Regions from separate parts of the Mus musculus genome. Here region 1 is linked to region 2. A link is a contact called in ENCODE Hi-C or POLR2A ChIA-PET data. All regions are on one chromosome and are shown on one strand. Each heading gives the region's core, a stretch centred on a gene start or an enhancer-like site at or near the end of the contact. The rest is flanking DNA. Distances are from core to core; before and after follow the strand shown.

Evidence for each region. A loop is a pair of places that touch in the nucleus more often than their neighbours do. ChIA-PET counts read pairs that join two places held with the same protein, here RNA polymerase II (POLR2A).
Region 1: a map of T-helper 17 cell shows a loop between it and region 2 (2.0-fold over the local background). The contact joins two enhancer-like sites. A Hi-C loop is called at or near these places in 10 of 37 maps with a recorded cell type or tissue (CH12.LX, T-helper 17 cell, gastrocnemius and 3 more). POLR2A ChIA-PET finds 5 or more read pairs at or near these places in 4 of 5 experiments (Patski and embryonic stem cell).

The regions. Positions count from the first base shown.
Region 1 is chr10:93,419,934-93,427,236 of GRCm38, forward strand. No RefSeq gene overlaps it. Among named protein-coding and RNA genes, the nearest start is that of Gm40742, 7.4 kb to the right of the region's middle. Within about 2 kb of position 4,283, at least 1 of the 3 ENCODE cell types and tissues checked has a DNase peak (open chromatin) inside an H3K27ac peak, as active enhancers do.
Region 2 is chr10:93,356,416-93,363,149 of GRCm38, forward strand. No RefSeq gene overlaps it. Among named protein-coding and RNA genes, the nearest start is that of Gm17745, 24 kb to the left of the region's middle. Within about 2 kb of position 4,123, at least 1 of the 3 ENCODE cell types and tissues checked has a DNase peak (open chromatin) inside an H3K27ac peak, as active enhancers do.

The DNA of each region.
Region 1 (7,303 bases), core at 3,033-5,532, 64 kb after region 2:
TCAGGTTACCAGGCCTGAGTTGTGTTCAGCACCTTTCCTACCTGAGCGGATTGCAGTTTGTTTTTATCTGGAAGGTTCGATGAGGCAGGCTGTTTGCCACTGTGGGTGTCTTATTGAAGAAGTTACTGCTGTCACCAGCAGGATACCTGTAAACAAAACCAGATCCCTGACCATCGGTGACAAACTTGAGTGATATTTAAGAGTCTGAGTATGCTACCTGGGGTTGATGGAACCGCAGCACCAGGAGAGACCGTTCTAATTCACAGCCTTGGCAGAACCTGGAAGCCCAACAGCTGGAACTTCAGAGAATCCCTTGGTGGAGGCAACCCGCCAGCCTTGGCAAATCAAAAACTCAGGATGCTCCCTGAAGTTGGAATTCTAAATAAAGGTTGGCCAGTTTTAGTATAGCTTAGCATCTTGAATATTGCATGGGATACAGTTATGCTATAAAAATATTTGTTCTCTGCACGCTGTTGGTGGGGATGTAAATTGGTGCAGTCATCATGAAAAACAGTATAAAAATGTGCTCTAAAAATTCAAGCTATAGCTATCATATGGCTATGGATGAAATGCATACCCACTGAAATAACCATTGAAATGTAATTTTTTATGATGGTATTAGGAGGTGAGGGGCCTTTGGTTAGGTAGTAAGGGTTCTCTATCATGGTGGGATGAAAGATCTTATAAAAGGTTCTTGAGGCCATGGGGTTTCTCCTGCCACGTGTGTGTGTGTGGGGGGGGGGGGAGTCGGGGGAACAAGACTTATCCCTCTGTCACCAGCATAAGGACACAATGATTGTACTAGAGTTGTCACCCTTAACACCTAAGCTCAGCCACTTATCCTCAATATTAAAGCCACATGTAGTGGTAAAAAGGTTTTGTTTTTGTTTTTGTTTTTGTTTTGTTTTTAAAAAAAAAAAAAGGAGATTTATCCAATATGGCCACACTAAGAGGATACACCAATGAGGCCCAGTGACCTCCTCAAGTCTATCTTTGGGGCCCAGACATGAGATTTAGGTTTAAACAGAGGGCAAGAAGTACGCATAACTAAGCAATCCTGGTCAGTGCTACCCATGACTACCTACCTTGTCTCAGCCTGTTTCCACCTTTCAAGCTGGTCCAACACGTTATCAGAACCGTGGGAATTCCCTCCCTGGTAGACAAGATCCTCCTCTAGCTGTCACCTGGCTTCAGCCCTCCCCCTTCCCACTGTGCCATTCCTAGGGAAACTCCAATTCCTTGGTATATAGCATCTCAAGAGCCAGACAGCCAGGGGTAAGGACGCACATGTCTCTCTGTAGAATTTCTTCACCGCTTCCAGGAGGGTTACAGCAAAAGGCTTCTACTCTGGGCTGAGGAGATGGGTCTGTCAGCAAATGTTGGCTGCACAAGCGTGAGGAGTTGAGTTTGGATGCCCGCACCCATCCAAACTCAAGGGATGAGTGATGGAGACGGGAGAGTGGGCCAGAAATTCCTGGACAGTGGTGAAAACAAGAGACTGACCGTGTCTCAAAAACAAAGTGGAAAGAACCCACTCCTGGAAGTTGTCATCTGACCTCTATACTTGAACTATGACCTGCACTGATACTAACACAGAGAGAGGGGGAGGGGGAGGGGGAGGGGGAGGGGGAGGGGAGGGGGAGGGGGAGAGGGAGAGACGGAGAGACGGAGAGACGGAGAGACGGAGAGACGGAGAGACGGAGAGACGCAGACACCCAGACGACACGCAGACGACACGCAGACGACACGCAGACGACACGGAGACGAAGACAGAAAGCCAGAGAGAGGGAAAGAACAGAGAAGAGAGAATAAATAAATAATTTTAAAGAAAGAAGTCAGGACTGGAGAGAGGATCCTATGTTTAGGAGCACTGGCTGCTCTTCCAGAGGACTAGGGTTCTATTCCCAGCACCCACACGGCAGCTCACACCTTTGTATCTGTGACTCCAGTTCCAGGGCATCTGGCGCCCCCTTCTGGCCTCCTCGGGCACTCATCACGCACATGGTTGAGACACAGACAGACACGAAGGCATAGCACCCACACGTAAACAGAAAATAAATAAGTAAATTTAAAATAAAAGTTGAACTCTCTAAGGCAGAGTGTCGGCATGGGGGCTGGATCTGAGGTGCTGTAGTTCAATGCGCACATTTCAGTCAAACAGGCAGGATGTGTGTTCAAGATCTATTGTGCAATGTGGTGACTAATCGCGATGATCACCGGTGTGCTGTGCACTTCAAAGGACTCAGAGTGGACTGCAAGCATTCTTAACACAGAGACAGCTATGTGGACTGACTCAACTGTTAGCTGGACTCACCCATTCACTATGCATACTTATTGCAAAACATCTTGCCAAATGCCATAAAAATATGTCATCTTGTCAATATAAAAGCCAGACCATTGGGTGGCGAAGATTGTTACATGGTTAAGAGCACTGGCTGCTCCTCCAAAAGACCTGGGCCTCCATAAGGCTACTTATAACCATCTATAACTCCAGTCCCAGGCGATCTGACACTTTTCTTCTGGCCTCCTTCGGCACCAGACATGCATGCAGACAAAATACCCATGCCCAGGAACAAAAAACTAAGAAAAACTAATTTTGATGTATTTATCCTTCATCTGAAGTTCAACTTTAACAGGACATCCTACCTTTTCTCTGACAACCCTAATCGGAGTATAGATGCTTCCAGAAACTTCTATGAAGGGTGGACGTGAATGGGATCCCAATCGAATGCCTTTCCCTGTAAGATATACAATTAACTCTGGGGACCTCGCTATTGGAGCTGCTCTTTACATTATTTTCTTTCTCATTGGCAGTGCTGATTCTGTGCTCTGTCCTAGCGCTGAGCCGTCCACTCCAGCTGTAAGGCTGGAGTCAAGTCATCTCAAGTCACTCACTGGACAGGGAGACAACGGGTGCCTCCCCAAGACACTTTATGCTGACAATCTGAGTAGCTAATTGTTGCCAAACCAGCCAAGGGAGCCCTCACAAAAAGAAGTCATGTTGTGTTGTAACAATTAAGCCTTCAAGCCCCTTTAGCTCCGTGGCAGCCCAGTGACTCACTGACGAAGCATGGCCGAAGTCTACACAGCATGGCCAAAGTCTACACAGCCCACGGGGTGCAGACTAGTTCACCTGGTGAACAGCTCAGCTTGTGTGCCCTTCAGCCCCCTTGGTCTCTCTACACTGGGGTCTGTGAGAAAACAAACCCAAGCTCGAGTATTTCATGTCATTTCCTCATTCCTCCGTGTAGAGTGTTTATTTCCCTGAACCTGTTTGTCTGTGATGGGGCCAGTATGTGGCAAGGGAGAGTAATTTCACGGAGATGAAACCCACAAACAATTAATCATCTCTAAGTGAACAAGTTAGCTCAGCAGAACTTCCCATCACCTTCCTCTTTCTCATGTTCCATTGCCTCCCAAGAAAACTCTTCGACCATTAAGCCAGCCAGCCCCCAACAGTGTGTGCCTGGTGTCTTCATAAATGACGGATGTAGGTCATGAGGGTCTGAAGTGAGGGGCAGGGAACCTCTAACCCTGGGATGAAATCAACACACATCTCCTGTTGGTTCATAACATTGAAGGCTGTGCAACCGAAGAACTCCAGAAAGACGGTCACGAGGGTGACAGAGTCCCCTAATGTAGGAGGGCACACTGTGTATCAGACAGAACTTGCAAGGGACTGTGCAGAGGCCACTGGGCTGTCTACAATGGCAAGCATGAGAGGCTATGCTGTAGGGTGTGAAGTTTCTCCTAGGACACATTCTTGGGGGATATAGTAAGAGATATGTCAAAAACCCACTCTTAATTGGCCTTGAGTTTCTGGGTTCAGGAGAAACCAATGAGTCACTGTGGGGAGGTGCCCATCTCTCTCCCTGTCCACCGAGTGCCTTGAGATTTCCTGCCTTGCAGATGGAGTCAATTTCTTCTTAAAGGAACTTTTGGCTTTCTTTTAACAGCAGGAACCGACTTTCCTTGTTGTGTATAAAATCTGGTACAACCACATTTTCAGAGACCACCATTACTTCCTGCAGGGCCCTGCTTAAAGCAACTATTATCCCATTGGTTTCCGCTTCCTGATGTCTTTCCTGCCAACCCGGATCATCACAAAGCCAGCAGCTTCTGGGCTAAGAACAAGCTTGAAAGGCTAACCCTGCTTTGTTCAAAATTTGGACTTCAACCATGGAGATGCTTTGCATGGGATATATTGAAAAAAGAACAAGCCAAGAGGGCAGCCTGCCGGGGACAGCTGGAGCTGCCCGGGCTGCTCAGAGCTGAATGGTCTCATCCTTCATCGAGCAGACCCCTGACAATAGTGCAGGCCTCATGGTGGGAGATACAAGAGGTAGGATCTGGTCCTAGGTGTCATGTATAAGGTGCCAGACACTATTCTTGGTGTTTCACCCACAGTCAATCACACGAGTGTGACAGCCCTGATATTTTATGATCTATGGGCTTGGTGCCCAGGGTGGGGATTGTCCATGATGGGGTTTGATCTGCATCCACCTGACTCCAACAACAAGAAAAACAGAGCTTCCTCTTCTAGTTTCCGCCGTGCGCAGTCTCTTTAGGACGCGGTGAAGCTCTGGAAGGAGCAGAGAAGGGAGAGACACACATCTATCTCTCACGCACATCACACACACAGTTATCCTAAACCTCTCTTAGCAGATCCATGCTCCAGGAGGTGAAAGCTGCTGTCCACTCTGCCGAGGCCTGTGGACACTTTGCTTGGGTATCTCTGAAGATGCAGCACTCACATGGGAACTCTGAATAAATGCATCCTCACCAAGCAGCTGCAAACCTTAACGCCAACGCACAAGGACAGAGTTGGGGTGCTCTGAATAAAGACGAGGAATCTTGGTTGGGGGAGGCTTGAAGGAGAGTGTGTGTTTAACCCTTTGACACTGATATGAAGATGTCACCCCAAAAGTTTATTTTTGATAAATACATACTTGAGGTTTTAAAAAATCAGGGGGAGGGGGGAGCGGGGGAGGGAGAGTCTCATAATGTTTTAAGTGTATTTTTGTTGAGTGATGTTCACAGTTTCCCTCGGCATCATGCAGTCCACCGGCTGCAGGTTGAGTGTGTCCTGGAGAGATGAGGAGCCAACCAGTATAATGCTACTACCATCTTAGTTTGTAAATTTTTAACTTTATTTGTGTGTGTGTGGGGTGGGGGGGACACAAACTTATACCCAGAAGTCCAGGCTGACCGCAGACTCTCTACATAGCCCAGGATGGCCTCAAATTTGTGGTAATACTCCTGACTCAGCCTCCAGTATGCTGGGATTGCAGGCATGAGCCACCTTTCCTGGCTTAATAATGCTAAACAGTGGGTGCTGCAGGGTCTCACCGTGCATCCTGTTTTCAACCAGGTTGTAGAAGGTGTGTGTATGGGTGCACATGTGAGCCGGCGTGTCTGTGCCTATGTGGCAGCATGTGTGAATCCATCCTTCAAGGAAGGGCTAAACAGCCATGTGTGAAGGAGTTACTGTCTCAGGGGGACATTTGGAGTCACAGGGCATGGTAGTGGGATGATGAGAGGCCCGCTGGTTTTAATATTGCTTCCCAGAGATGCTTCGGGAAGAGTGAGGAGGTAAATTGGCTGTTGTGAGTGATCTGAGATGAGTCCAAAAGTAGGAGGCAGCTGCTGGCAGGAAGTAAAGGGAGGCTCACTGTTGCCTGGCCCTTCCATAGAACACAGGCACAAAAGGAGAAGAAAGCAAGGGGGCTTGTTTGCCCTTGCTTCCTGGTGTAGACATGCTTTCATTTCAAGATCATCTAAAGAGCTTTCTGGCTTCACAAGCCAGTTAGCAGGAACTTTAGGGAGTGCCCCAGCAGCATACCTGGGCAAGGCTAGGGTGAGGCTCTCATAGAAGCCATGGAGAATGCATTGTATTAAGGACTAGTCATACCTTAAAATAGTCATGCAAGTGAAGCCTTTTGGACACTAGAGGGCGCCATTGACACACAAATGGTGCTTCCAGGCCCACACCACTTCACTGCAGAGGACACCCCACACAACTTAACTACAGTCTAACTTCTTGAAAGTTGAGCCTCCTATTCAACTTCACACCAGTTCAGTGGGATCGGCCTAGTCTTGAAGCAGGAAGCTCACAGGGGCCAGTAGCTGCAGGTTTTCCCAACAGACCTCACCTTCTAAAAACCCCTTAACATCAATGAAAGCAATGACACCTCAGATTCCAATGTCTTGGGGGAATTGCATCAGAAGTGTGCGGTGGAGAGATAGCTCAGTACTGACTGCTCTCCCAGAGGACCTGGGTTCAATTCCTAGCACCCACATAGAGGCTCACACCTGTTTGTAGGGCTTGTGATACACTCACATAGACATACTTGCAGGCAAAGCACCAATGAACATAGAGTGCAGAAGGGGAGAAAGAGAGGAGGAAGAGAAAGAGAAAGGAGAAGAGGAGGAGGAGAAAGAGGAAGAGGAGGAGGAGGGAGGAAAGCTAAGTGAGTTAGTAAGAATCTGAACATGTTTACAAAGGAGTTGTACTTTACTAGAGAGAGAGAAAGGAGAGAGAGAGAGAGAGAGAGAGAGAGAGAGAGAGAGAGAGAGAGAGAGAGAGAGAGAGAGAGAGAGAGAGAGAGAGAGAGACAGGCAGGTTCTTGGAAGGACTCTCTAAATGCCTGAAATGATATGAAAATTTATTGCTTGGTTAATAAGAGGTCTTAGGGTAAGATAAAATGCAAAGCTAGACAACATAATGGCTCTGAAAGTCAAAGATTCAGGTCTCATTCAACAGGTCAACTTTGATCCAGCTATAGTCCCTTCATGGTCACAAGACATCAGTCATTGTTCTAGAGTGACAGAGAACAATCCCTCTCTCCCTTCTTCCCTCCCTCTCTCCCTTCCTGCTTCCCTGAATGTACATCTGTGTGAGTATATGAGTGTGTGAATGTACATGCATATGTCTGTGTTCATGCATGTGTGTGCACATGTCCACGTGGTGTGCATGTGTGTGCACTAGCACAGAAAAGAAATCTCCTCAAGAAAAGTACTCCATTAAACAAACAAACAAACAAACAAACAAACAATTTGGCCAGCGGTGGTAGCGCATGCCTTTAATCCCAGCACTTGGGAGGCAGAGGCAGGTGGATTTCTGAGTTTGAGGCCAGCCTAGTCTACAAAGTGAGTTTCAGGACAGCCAGGGCTACACAGAAAAACACTGTCTCGAAAAACAAAAAACAAAAAACCAAAACAAAAAACCAAAAAAATTTAAAGTACTTTTAAAAAAATGGTTAAAAAAAAGCATTTATTTTCTTCATGTGAATCAGCCTTGCTG
Region 2 (6,734 bases), core at 2,873-5,372:
AACCCTGCATCCGTCACCCGATTCCTCAGTTCTTATCACCCACACTGTGCTTCTCTGGTTTCCCCTGTTCTCATCTATCTGACCACCCACAGAGTAGGTCCTTGTCCTTGTCCTTGTCCTTGTTCTGCCAGGATGCCTACCTTAATCTATTCACGAATAGAGCTCTTGTCATTTCTTACCTGGTTCATTTTAGACCTTCTGATTCTGCTTTGATTCCACCAACAGTTTCTCTCCACCACCAAATCCAGGCTCAGATCACCTAACTTCCTTTGCTTTGAGATCCTCTGTACCACCCAGTTCCCAAGAACAAGTCCACATTCTATTACAAGACACCAAGATCCTTGCCATTCCATTCAAACCTGTCTTTCCTGCCCCATCTATTCCAGAGTGCAACGTACTGGCCATCATGGGTTTAAACTAACAAAACATTTTATCTTAAAGTGTTTTGTCCCAGCCGGGTAGTGGTGGTGCACGCCTTTAATCCCAGCACTTGGGAGGGAGAGGCAAGTGGATCTCTGAGTTCGAGGCCACCCTGGTCTACAGAGTGAGTTCCAGGACAGCCAGGGCTACACAGAGAAACCCTGTCTCAAGAAAAAAAGAAAAAAAAAAGTGTTTTGTCCCACGACAATAGCTGGGCTCATTGTCAAGGCCCCCCAAATGAAAATACACAGGCTCTTCACCCAGGCTGGGTCTGAGTTGCCCATCTGAGTCTCAGGCAGGTACCAAATGCGAAAAGGTTGTGTAACCTCTAGCCAGGCCTGTGGGCCACACCTTGGGTCTAGTTTTTCCTTCTTACTGTGATGAGGTTTATATGACTTCATATTTAGCTCCCAGAATTAAAAGATGATGGGTAAGATATGCAGACTCCCCAGGGCAGCTGTTCCAGGAGGTGGCACCTTGCTACACTGCCTCGCACAAGCTCTGGCTGGTCAGCTGTGTCTGTCTGGAGCTATCATCTCATCCAGGGATGACATCAGAGCCTTGGAAGAACTGACTCATGCTGCTCTGCCTCAGACAAGTCAGATTTATACGGGAAAGCTCTGTCGTTAGTCGGCCATGACAAGGCAGACAACTCCCATCTTTATCCCAGTACACCTTTCCCTTAGATCGGTGGCCCAGGTCTATTAATATGTTCTCAGGGTTCTTGGTTATACTGGCTGGCTTTGTGTGTCAACTTGACGCAAGCTAGTCTTGTGTCAGAGAGAAGGAGACCTCAGTTGAGGAAATACCTTCAGATCTAGCTGTAAAGCATTTTCTCAATTAGTGATCAGTCTGGGAGGGCCCAGACTGTTGTGGGTGGGGCCGTCCCTGGGCTGGTGGTCCTGGGTTCTATAATAAAACAGGCTGAGCAAGCCACGATGAGCAAGCTAGTAATCAGCACTCCTCCATGGCTTCTGCATCAGCTCCTGCCTCCAGGTCCCTGCCCTGTTTGGACTTCCTGTTCTGACTTCCTTCAGTGATGAATAGCAATGTGAAAGTGTAAGCCAAATAAACTCTTAACTCCTCAACTTTCCTTTTTGGTCACGCTTTTTCATCCCAGCAATAGAAACCCTGTCTAAGACATGGGCAAATCACACTGGTGATCAAGAGATTGGGTGTGTGGATGTGGAATAAGAAAGGCTTGTGGTTTGGAGGCCATTGTTTCTTGATGATTCTCTTTTGTCCGATGCGACTGTTAAGAGGGTTGAGTTGCACGCAAAAGAAACTGGCCTTGGCTTTAAAAAGTAAGAAGGAAAGCATGGTGGTTTGAATATGCTTGGTCCAGGGAGTAGCACTATTAGGAGGTGTGCCCTTGTTGGAGAAAGTGTGTCATTGTAGAGGTGGGCTTGGAGGCTCTCCTCCTAGCTGCCTGGAGGCTAGTCTTGTCTGCCTTTAGATCAAGATGTAGAACTCTCAGATATTGCTATGCTTGCCTGGATGCCGCCATGCTTCCTGCCATGATGATAACAGACAGCATCTCTCAACCTGTAAGCCAGCCCCAGTTAAATGTTGTCCCTTATAAGAGTCATGGTGTCTTTTCACAGAAATGGAAAAACTAAGACAGGAAGGTTGCTGGAGCCAGGCTAGCTTAGAGCTCTCCCTGACTGTTCTGTCTGGAGGCCTGCCCAGCTGGGCTCCATCTTTCCACCATGCCCATTGTCCTGTAGTAGTTCTGTTGCCTGTAATTAGTTTATTGACATTTTTATCATCAAAGTTTCCCTCGTTAGACTGTGTACTCCACTGGGACGTTCCTCTTCTCCTTCTTCTTTTTTTCCTCCTCCTCTTCCTCCTCCTCTTTCTCCTCTTTTCCCTCTTCCTCTTCCTCCTCCTTCTTCTCCTTTGTTCTTCTATCTGCAGAAATTCCAATAGTGCCATGTTTACCAAGCATTCTCAGAAAGATATACAGGTTAAATCAATGAGTGGAAAAAAAGTTGAAAATGTAAGTTCCAGGAATGGCTGCAAATTCAGAGCCTCAATAACAGGAACTTCTAAGGATTCTTCGTGTAAGTGTGGCTGAAGATGAAATTGGATTGCATTTGTCTGTTTCCACTCACATGCTTTGAAGAGAGAATCCGTTGGGCCAGAGGAGGATGACAGGCCCAGTCTAGAAGCTACACATTTGAAGTCATGGGATCGGCAAAAACAGAGCTTCATTTGGGCAAAAGGAGGAGTCAGGTAGAGGCCCCCCTCCCCCAAAGAATGGACACCAAGCAGATGCCCTTACCGTTCCACCATTGCAATCATGGTAATTCTGCTCTCTAGAGGACTCTGCATATGATCTAGCCATCAATGGTCAATTTCTTTGTTTTTGTGATTGAAAGTCTCACTTGCTCAAAGTGGCTCATAAACATGCCCAGGGACTGCCAACTGAGCTACATATGCCTTCTAAGCACATCTCCATGCATTTCTGTTTGATTTCCTAGCTCATGAATAAAACATCCCTCTAGTCTACATTCGAAGGCTGTATGTTTCCACTAATCCCAGTCTTTGCTCTATATAAACCTGCATTGTGATCACACTGTTGTGGCTGATGCTGTTATCTACCCATTAGCCACCTAGGGCTGCAATACCTCTGACTCCTTTGCTTATGATTGGACTAGAGGTAAAACACATCTAGTGCTACACTAGCAAAAACAACGCAAGGTTTGTAAAGGGCTCCCCTGAGGATTTCCCTTCTGGCTGAGCAAGTCTATGGGGAAAGAGAGGGTTGGTGTCTTTTTTGTTTCGTTTTCCTTCTCACTGGGTTCTTTGCATGAGAGGCTCTATATCTAGGGCAATCATATATTAGAGGCACGAGGTAAAACATACAAGGAGAAGGCCAGCATGAAGAAGGTGGCTGAGAAAATAGGAAGCTTTATGTCCATGGTGACATTTTGCAATCTGTAAATCAACTCTGGACTCTGAAATCGATGGGAGCCATCCATATGGCTCGATCGCTCTGTCAGGTTTACTGTCTCTTGAAGTCAAAAGTGCCCTCGCTCATATCCAGTCCTTACTCAAACTTAACCTTTGACTTTGGCATATAGGAATGTATCTCTTCCCGCTGTGAAGAAAGCTCAAGAAACAAATAAAAACCTACTGAGAACCATTATAAATGCTATATACACATACACATTTGGAAAGAGGTTATCTTTGTTTCATTTTCTGTTGCTATAATAAAAAAAAAACTAATCAAGAGCAACTTAGGGGATTCAGGGCTTTGTTTAGTTTAGGGGAAGTTAAGGCAGGAGTGAAGCAGTTGTCACATCACATCCACAGCTGAGCAATAAGAAAAGAACGCACCCACGCTGCCTAATGCTGTTGCTTCTGCTCAGCTAGCTTTCCTTGCTCTGTTTTGTTTTGTTTTGTTCTTTGAGACAGAGTTTCTCTGTGTAGCCCTGGCTGTCCTGGAACTCACTCTGTAGACCAGGCTGGCCTTGAACTCATAAATTCACCTGCCTCTGCCTCCCAAGTGCTGGGATTAAAGGCATGTGCCACCACGCCCCGCCTGCTTTCCTTGCTCTTAACACAGGTCCAGCCTGTGAAATTGCCCCTCCCATATTCAGGCTCGGTCTTCCCACCTCTGTCAACATTCAAAAACAATCCTCCCGCCTCCAGAAATGCTCACAGGCCAACCTGTTCTAGATCACTCCTCAACAGAGATATTCTTCTGAGAGCTTTCTGGTTTGGGGCCAGTTGACATTTAAAACCTACAATCACAGAGGGCATTTGGAATGCTTGAAAGGATACTGTTTATGTAAATGTTTCCTATACACTTGTTAAGAATGTGGCATTTCACTTGTTTCCTATATACTTGTTAAGAATGTGGCATTTCACTTGTTTCCTATACACTTGTTAGTAATGCATCAGTTGACTTTTAAACTGCTCAGTTACACTGTAACAGGCCCCAGTCTAGTGGGATTTTAGAATTTCTATATAGAAGGGAGTTAAAAGTGGTGCCTGAGTGGGAGGTGGAAGTGAGGTGTTGAAATGGCATTTGCATTGTGCTTTGAAGGTTGAGATACTTGAGACTGTCCCCGAGGAGGGAGGGGACAGCCAGGCAGTCCCACACCTCGACCTCCACCTTCTCACTAAAGCTGCTTCAATTCAGAAACCGACTTGTTTGTACATTTTAGCATCCACCCCTTAGGAGTCAAGGTTGGGAAGACTTTGTGGCATGGGCTTAGAGACTAGAGATCCAAGACTAGAGTCTAAGTCACTTTACGTTGCAATGTTGAATTGTCTCTCACATTTAACATGGGAACTTCTGGCTCAGGGTGACTGCTCAAAGCATATAGCTAGACCTCAGAGTCCTGTCCTCAGTCTTGGTCTCCTGGTTGCTTCCCTTCCCACCGAGGCAGTTGTCCTCAGTTTAGAAGTGGAACAGAGCGGCTGAGAAGGGCTCTTTGGCATGGAAAGGAACTTTTTTGAGAACATAAGCTTTTTCCTACCAGAGGAGAGGAACAGAACACTGGAGAGCTGAGGAAGAAATAACCACCCATCACTCAGAGAGGATCTGCAAAGTGGTACCCAGAAGGCATCCCACTCCTTGCCCCGAGCATGTAGTAATCCGGCACAATAATCCAGCACACTGCTCTTCTTCTGTTGCCTGTGTGAGCCTGATCGGATGTCACTAGACCAAGCCTGCCAGGAAGAGGGTTAGATCTTTGAGAAGGAAGGACAAGAAAAGAGATGGTCACTGCGTCTATGAATAGAGAATATTTCCAATTTCTCAATAAGCAGGCAATCTCAGAAAGGGGATCCTGTATCCCAGAGAAAAGGAAGAATATCTTCAGATATGGGCTGGAGGACCAAGTGAATGGGGCTGGGGGGTGGCATGGTTGTCAAGTCCAAGGTGGCCTTGGGTTTTCCAAGTCCAAAGGGAAAGCAGGCTCCAGAAGAAACATGGGAAGTTACAGCAGACCTGAATGGAGAAGAGGTGCAAGAAAGTGAAAGAAAAGCTCGTGTTGACAGACAGACAAACGGAAAGGTTTACACATAAAGGGAAGGTATTCTGACTTCTCCGCTCAAGACCGGGATAATGATGTAATCTGTATAACTGAGACATAGTGGTCTGGCAAGCATGGCAAGAATGTGGGCCAGAAGGCCGGAGGTTACCTCGGGTTGCCATGGTGTTCAGCCAAAAGCAGCAGAGTCAGACAGAGAAAGGAGGTAGCTGTGTGCCTCAAGGATGTCAACGCCTGCTCTGAGGACCAGGACAAAAGAGTCCTGTTTATTCCTTACTATGTCAGCCAATAAGTAGAGTGAGTAGTAGAAGGTAGCGGTTTTGGGAATCCAACGTCTAGGAACAAAACAGATACACTAGGGTTCAATTCCCAGCTCCTCCATTTCCTCGCTGTGTGATATTGAGCAAACAACCTAACCTTTCTGTGCTTCATAGTTTTCATGTCTAGGCTACTCACAGCACCTGGCTGATAAGGGTACTCGTGAAGATTAAATGAGATATGGACATAATATGAACAGTGCTTAACCCAAAGCCCAATGCATGGTGGGAACTCCATCTTCACCCATTCATTTTTATAATAAAATAAATAACAAGTAAATTGAAGAAAGAAATAGTAGAAACAGGAGAATAGGTGTAATACTGCATATGTAATTAATAGGTGCGATACTGTGTATGTGTAATAAAAATAGTGTTGAATGGACAGATGGGAAAGAAGATGGACAGAAGGTTATTAGTAGGATAACCCCATTGACAGACCTCATGGTTTGTGTTAGATTAGACTTTGGTATAAAATTTTGAGCTTTCAAACTGCCACATGGAAAGACAGGGTTCTACATGGGTTTCAAGTACTTCATGCTTACACACAGGGAAGACTTTCTTCCTAATGGACAGCAGTTAAAACAGCAGCTGTACATGGTCCTGGCTACTTTGCATGTTTACGTTCCTGCCTGGCCTCCAGGAGAGTCTTCTAGGAGGAGAAGACACTCTCTATGGTCCCCACAGTCATTTCAAACTTGCCTTCCTGTTTCCTCTTCATCCCAATGGCTGACATCTTCTATATCAGTGGTCCTCAACCTTTCTAATGTTTCGACCCTGTAATACAGTCCATCCTGTTGTGGTGACCCCACCCCCACCCCCACCCCCACCACCATAAAGTTATTTCCGTTGCCACTTCATAACTGTAATTTTGCTACAGTTATGAATCATAAGATATATCTATCTGACCCCTGTGAAAGAGTAGTTCAACTCCAATGGGGTCTTGACCCACAGGTTGAGAACTGCTCTTCTCCATGAAAACACTTTCACGTCC